Regions from separate parts of the Mus musculus genome. Here region 1 is linked to region 2. A link is a loop called in an ENCODE intact Hi-C map of the cell type or tissue named here. Cell type or tissue: left cerebral cortex. All regions are shown on one strand. Links, peaks and the distances in the headings refer to the core of each region. The heading gives the core; the rest is flanking DNA. Region 1 overlaps Gm31641 (predicted gene, 31641). Region 2 overlaps Kcnj15 (potassium inwardly-rectifying channel, subfamily J, member 15).

Region 1 (2,914 bases), core at 139-2,638, 56 kb before region 2:
AAGTATGAGCTCACGCCCATCGTAGTATGGAGGTAGTCATGGTGCAGGCATGGTGCTGGAGCAGTAGATCATGGCGCTGCTGCAGCAGATCTTACATCTGATCCCCAAGGTGGAGGCAGATAGAACAAGACTGGGTCTGGTGTGGGCTTTTGAAACCTCCAAGCCCACCCCCAGTGACACAGCTCCTCCAACAAGGCCACACCTCCTAATCCTTCCCAAAGAGTCCACCAATTCAGGATCAAGAATTCAAACTTATGAACCTGTGAGGTCCACTCTTATCCAAATCACCACAGGGAGTAACCCACAGCCTCACCTTGGACCAAGATGCCCCTTCCTGTCCTCTCAGTCATCCTTGTTATCCGTTCTGTTACTGTGGTTGCTGCTGTTCCATATCCTAAGAGACTGGCTAGACCATAGTTAAGAAGACACAGGGCAAGGTCAAAGGTCAGAGAGGACACGTCCTATTGACAAACTCATTTAAAGAGGTGGGATGAACTTTCACCCACAATTTGTTTGGTGACTCGTGGCAGCACACAGGCATCCACCAGGGAAAACCAGGAAATGGCCGCTACTCTATCATGAGGTTTCATAGCAAGCCTAAGGCAGATTCCCAGACAGTGAAAAACAGCCAAATGAAAGTCACAGTGTTGTGTTGTATTGTGCTGTACTTACCATGGGTAGAAGATGGTCCTAGCACATGAACAGCGGTGTGTGAGGTCTGAACTTCTCATCGGCTCTGATGGAGAGAGACCTGGACTTCCTTGTCAGCTTCCTGAATGTGAGGTAAGGAGATGAATAAGGAGTCAGGGATAAAACTGTGAGCTGGGGCGAGAGCTCAGAAAGTTAAGTATCGTCATGTGCACATGAAGACCAGAGTTCGATCCCCACAACCTATGTAAAAGAGCCAGATGCCGTGGCACACTTGTAATTCTGGCAGCAGAAGTAGATTTGTGGATTGCATGGTCACTCCGTGGCTGACAAGTCGGCTTTGCCCAATCTGCAAGTTGCCAGCTACGAGAGACCCTGTCTCAGGAAAGCAAGGTGAATAGCACCCTGAGAAGCAACACCCAAAGCTGACTTACAGCATTGCACACATGCACGCACATATGAACACACATATACCCACTCCCTCATACACATGTGAACATGCACAGACATGTATACATTATACATACACACACATATAAAACCCTCTGGGATCCATACAGAATTTGGATCTCAAGTGCCCGCCAAATGTCACAGGCTTGGTCTCTGGCTACTGGTACTACTGGGGACCAGGAAACTTTATGGGGTGAGAAGTGGGTGTGTGGGTTATGCCTTTGCAGGAGCTGTCTCTATTTCTCCTGCCTGTGTGCCTCAGCTCCTGCCTGTCTGCTTCAGCTCCACACCCACTGGCAGACTGTGACTCCCCACAGACTCTGCAACAGCAAAGCCAAGCAACCGTGGTCAGAAATCTGAAACTAGGCACAAGTGGCGGACCTTTCTACTTTTGATCATTTACCTCGGGCATCTTCTTGCAGCAATGGAAGGTAACTGATGTGGCGTCAGCCATCCTCTCCAGGCAGCTCAGGGACAGGACGCAGGGTTTCAGCTGCCCCAGAGGAAGACCATCAGTGGGAAAGAGATGCAGGCAGAGGTGAGCTAAGGGAGTGGCAGGCTCATCAGCCCAGCATCAGGACTTTCCTGTAAAGAGAAACATACATATGTAGGCATCTTGACATTGGCTTAAAATGCTGCTTCCTTTGTCGAACAGCAATAACAGCAAATACAGAAATACTTGCCATTAAAAGACTTGGGGGTTTTGGAAAGATGACTCAGTCAGGAAAGTGTTCACTATACAAGTGGAAAGATTTGAGTTTGATCCCCAAAATCCACATAAGGAAGTGGGGCACAGTGGTATGTTTGTGATTCCAGCACTGGGGAAGTAAAGACAGACAGATAGACAGACAGACAGAAAACCCTGGGGCTCACTGGTCAGTTATCCTAGCCTAGTCATCAAGGTTCAAGTAAAAGTGAGGGGAAAATATCTTTTAAAGATAGATGATGGTATTCTGAGCAGTGACACTCAAAGGTGACCTCTGGCTTCCTCTTGCATGTGCACACATGGGTGCAACCATGCACACAAACATGCACTCTGGCCTTCTCTCTCTCTCTCTCTCTCTCTCTCTCTCTCTCTCTCTCTCTCTCTCTCTCTCTTTCTCTCTTGCTCTCTCTCTCTTGCTCTCTTTCTCTCGCTCATGCACACACACATGTACATGCACATACACACACACAGGAGGAAGGTAGACAGAAACAGAGACAGTATCAGACAGACAGACAGAGAGAGACAGTGTGTGTCTGACTCTGGCTTCCAGGCTGGAGGACGTAATGTTTTAAACATTAGAAGAATTGTCTGAAAGATTATTCCTAGGAAGAATTTTCCACGATGGAAGGAAAATGTCAGAACGATTAGATAAAAGTTTTCCAATACACGGCTGTCTAGGGCTTGTTCTGGAAGAGCAAAGGAACAGGAAAAAGTGGTGTGTCTCCGTCTCCGAGCCGCTCCCTGGGCTTCTACCTCTCCTTTCCACATGAAGCGTTCCACACACAAACATTGCTCCCAGCTAAAAGTGAGCCTCAGGGTGGGTGTCTGGGGCGAGGGGAGCTGGGGAGGGAGAGCCCTGACATTGTTTGTGCAGATATGGCAGTGAGTGTCTGGGCTGGGGCTGGCTGAGGTTCATTTGCAGAATTCAGTCCTTTTCCTCTGAGCCATCGAAGTGAGTTAATGGCCTCTTGTTACAGGAGGGGAAAAAGAAAACAAGTCCTTTCCGTGGGGCACTAATGGAGAAGCCTTCAGAGCTGGTTATCCATGGTGAGCTGCAGGTTTCTGGTGGCATGGCTCCTACTCAGCTCTACGGATTCAACGGAAAATCTC
Region 2 (2,914 bases), core at 187-2,686:
CCCCCCCCCCCAGCAAGAATGAGGGAGAGACAGAGGGAGAAACAGAAGCCCCAGGAACAAGGCCACAGTCCCCAGAATCTGGAAAGCGCTGTACAGAAGGAAGCACCTCTTCGGTGTGCAGGACACTCACGTTTCACTTGTCCTGGAAAAACTTAAGCCCTTGTTTTGGATTCAGTGGGCTGAGTGGCATGCCTGTTCCCCAGAGCTCTCCTTCCTCTGTCTTTCTCCTTAAGCACAGCCGGTCGCTTGCACACTTGCAGGTAAGCTGTGCTTGCCTGTGGCAGAGCTCCTGCCACAGCCTGCCTCTGCATTCAGCATGGTAGGCCCTTTCCAAGCCTCAGCAGGGTTACTTTCTCCCTCATTATAAACTAAAGAGTATGGTCTGGGGCACAAGAAGGAACTTCCAAGCTTCCTGCAATGTCCCTGGCTCTAAGGAATAGATCCTAGGAAGTGTAAAGTAGGCTTCAAGAAGTTGAAGCTCTAAGTAACTTACACTCTTCCTTTCAATGAAAACAAAACATGTCTTTTCAAGAAAAAAAAATTTCAAAAAGACCATTTCAAGGGGTGTTCACAATGAAACAGGAAGATTTAATGGCCTGTGGCACCATTTTACATCCTGAGCAGGTGCTGGCCTTCAATGGGGACTCTTGTTTCCATGAAGAGATTTGCCTGCATTCATTCTAAAATGAATTTTATTGCCAAAATGCCCCTCTACCAGAACGATTAGTGCCTGAATCATAAGATAATGCATACCCATTTATTGCTTTTCAAAGGGGAGATTCCCCCCCCCCCGATTCTTAGAATGCCAATGAGGTAGGGGAAAACCATGCCAGTCAGGTAGAGTTCCCCTGTAATCGCCAACGTTATCTTTTCCGAGGAATGTCGGAGTCATCAGTTTCCGTCAGCAGGCAGGTGCTATAAGATGCTCTGGGGCCTTGAGGCCAGCTCTTCCCTGGCTGCTGGCTGCCGAGGCAGGGCAAAGTGCTCCCTGGGGCTGAGCGGGGAGCCTAGAGCTACTTCTCGGTAGGTTTGTTTCTTTTCTGCGACTGCGTTAGATTTCTCCACTACATATCCTTTTGCTTGTTCTTAAAATAGACTCTCCAGCTGGCTCTATTTTGATCTAAAGAATGGAGCAGAATTGTGTGTGTACCTAAATATCACACCTAAAGTGACATTGGTAGCGCTTGTCTAAGAATAACCTGCACAGCACTGGGGATGTTCAGGAAGTTTAATTACTTGCTACTGGAAGGGCTTTAGTTGCTTGATAATTGGGCTTTTCCTAAATGTCATCAGAAACAGGAGAAACCATAATGCTAAGTTATTCACTTGGACGAGGGTGGCATAAATGAACTTGCTCCAACATATGCAAGTTAAAAGGGAGGTCTAAATATGTATCGATACTGCTTTGTCTCTGAAAACTTGGGATAATATTGCTACACCCAAACTATTTTATGAGTAGTCAATCTGACATTTATAATTTCATATGTAAGATAAGTTCTGGATCTGGCCAAGCAAGCTTTAAATAAATATTATCATGATAAATCATTGAAGCTGACTGTACATAAATGCTGGTAACACTTTTGTAAGATATTTGCATAACTTCTGGTATCATCAAGAGAAAAAAATAACTTATTATGTTTTTAGAATAAGGCTTTGTGAAGGCGCTAATTTAATCATGACTGTCATAGTTCTGCTTTACCTAATCATAAGTACAGAATTACCCAGAAAGGGGCAATCTCAATTGAGGAACTGCCTCCACCAGACTGACCTGTAGGCAGGTCTATGGGGCATTTTATTGACTGGTGATTTATGTTGGAGGTACCAGCCCACTGTGGGCAGCACCATCCTCTAGCAGGTAGGTCTGAGCTGTATAAGAAAGGTAGCTGAGCAAGACCGAGGAAGCAAGCCAATAAACAGAGTTCCTCCACAGTCTCTGCTTTAGTTCCTGCCTTGGCTTCCTACCCTGACTTCCCTCACAAAGACTTGTGGCCTGTAAGATGAAATAAACTCTTTCCTCCCGAAGTTGCTTTTCATCAGTGTTTTACCGAAGCAACAAACAGCAAACAATGACAGAGGTTGGTACTGAGGATGGGGTAAAAACCCCACACTGGCATAAAGGACTTACTCCCAGTTAAAAATTAAAGAGATGAGGTCTAGAGAGGCTGAAAGTTTGTGCTGCCTCACATAGACAGTTGCAGAGTCAAGAGTTTCATCTCCGCTAGTTCTTTCAAAGCTTAGGTCCCTTACTCAGCTGCTTCCACAGCTCTGGTTCAAGTCAGCTAGCCTGGTTCTCACAGTTCTATTTCCTTCCTTCCTTACATCCACACTCAGTGTTCCCTCGACTTCTTGAGTTCTCTATCTGTAGGTTGGAGCTGCCCAGGCATGAAGATACTGGGTGCAGTTGCACCTGCCCTAGACATATGCAGACATTGTTCTAATAATTATTCCCCAAGCAGACAGCACAGTACTACTTCACCATGTATTATGCATACCATGTTAAGTTCAATAAATGATCTGGAGATGGTTTAAAGTACTGAGGATGATATGCACAGATTGCATGCAGACAGTTTGTCATTTCCATGAAGGAATCATGGCTCACAGCTGGGTTTTATATCTATAGGGCGCTCTCGAAACAGGGAGTCCCTGGAAACTGTCTCAGTTTTACTTCCTGTTGCTAGATAGCATGACAAAAACAACTGAGAGGAATCATGGGGAGAAGGTTCAGGAGCTAAGATGCTCTACTCTTGCAGAGGACCCAGTTCCCAGCGCCCAAGTCAGTCAGTCACCATCACATGTAGCTTTTATAGCTCTGGGGAATCTGATTCCTTCTTCTGACCTTGGCAGACGCAATCTCCCAACACACATATATGCACATAAATCTTCTGTGTGGGAAGCAACTAAGTGGAAAAAGGGC

What was found. Hi-C counts contacts between places; a loop is a spot of excess contacts. Peaks named below come from ENCODE experiments on the same cell type or tissue, not always from the same donor. Only the 100,000 strongest peaks of a DNase experiment are listed, where the experiment ranks them.
Region 1: it touches region 2 in a loop (1.9-fold over the local background); 2 of 42 quality-filtered maps call a loop at or near these places.

Annotation. Positions count from the first base shown.
Region 1 is chr16:95,236,218-95,239,131 of GRCm38, forward strand. Gm31641 (predicted gene, 31641) reads right to left here. Exons shown (of 5, transcript NR_153766.1): 2 at 1,502-1,683; 3 at 673-772. Among named protein-coding and RNA genes, the nearest start is that of Gm31754, 3.3 kb to the right of the region's middle. In left cerebral cortex, for the core only: no CTCF peak of the experiment used is centred there; a DNase peak (open chromatin) is centred at 1,387.
Region 2 is chr16:95,292,159-95,295,072 of GRCm38, forward strand. The region is part of intron 3 of Kcnj15 (potassium inwardly-rectifying channel, subfamily J, member 15); the gene reads left to right. Among named protein-coding and RNA genes, the nearest start is that of Gm31641, 34 kb to the left of the region's middle. In left cerebral cortex, for the core only: no CTCF peak of the experiment used is centred there; DNase peaks (open chromatin) are centred at 1,170 and 1,811; H3K27ac peaks cover 468 bases.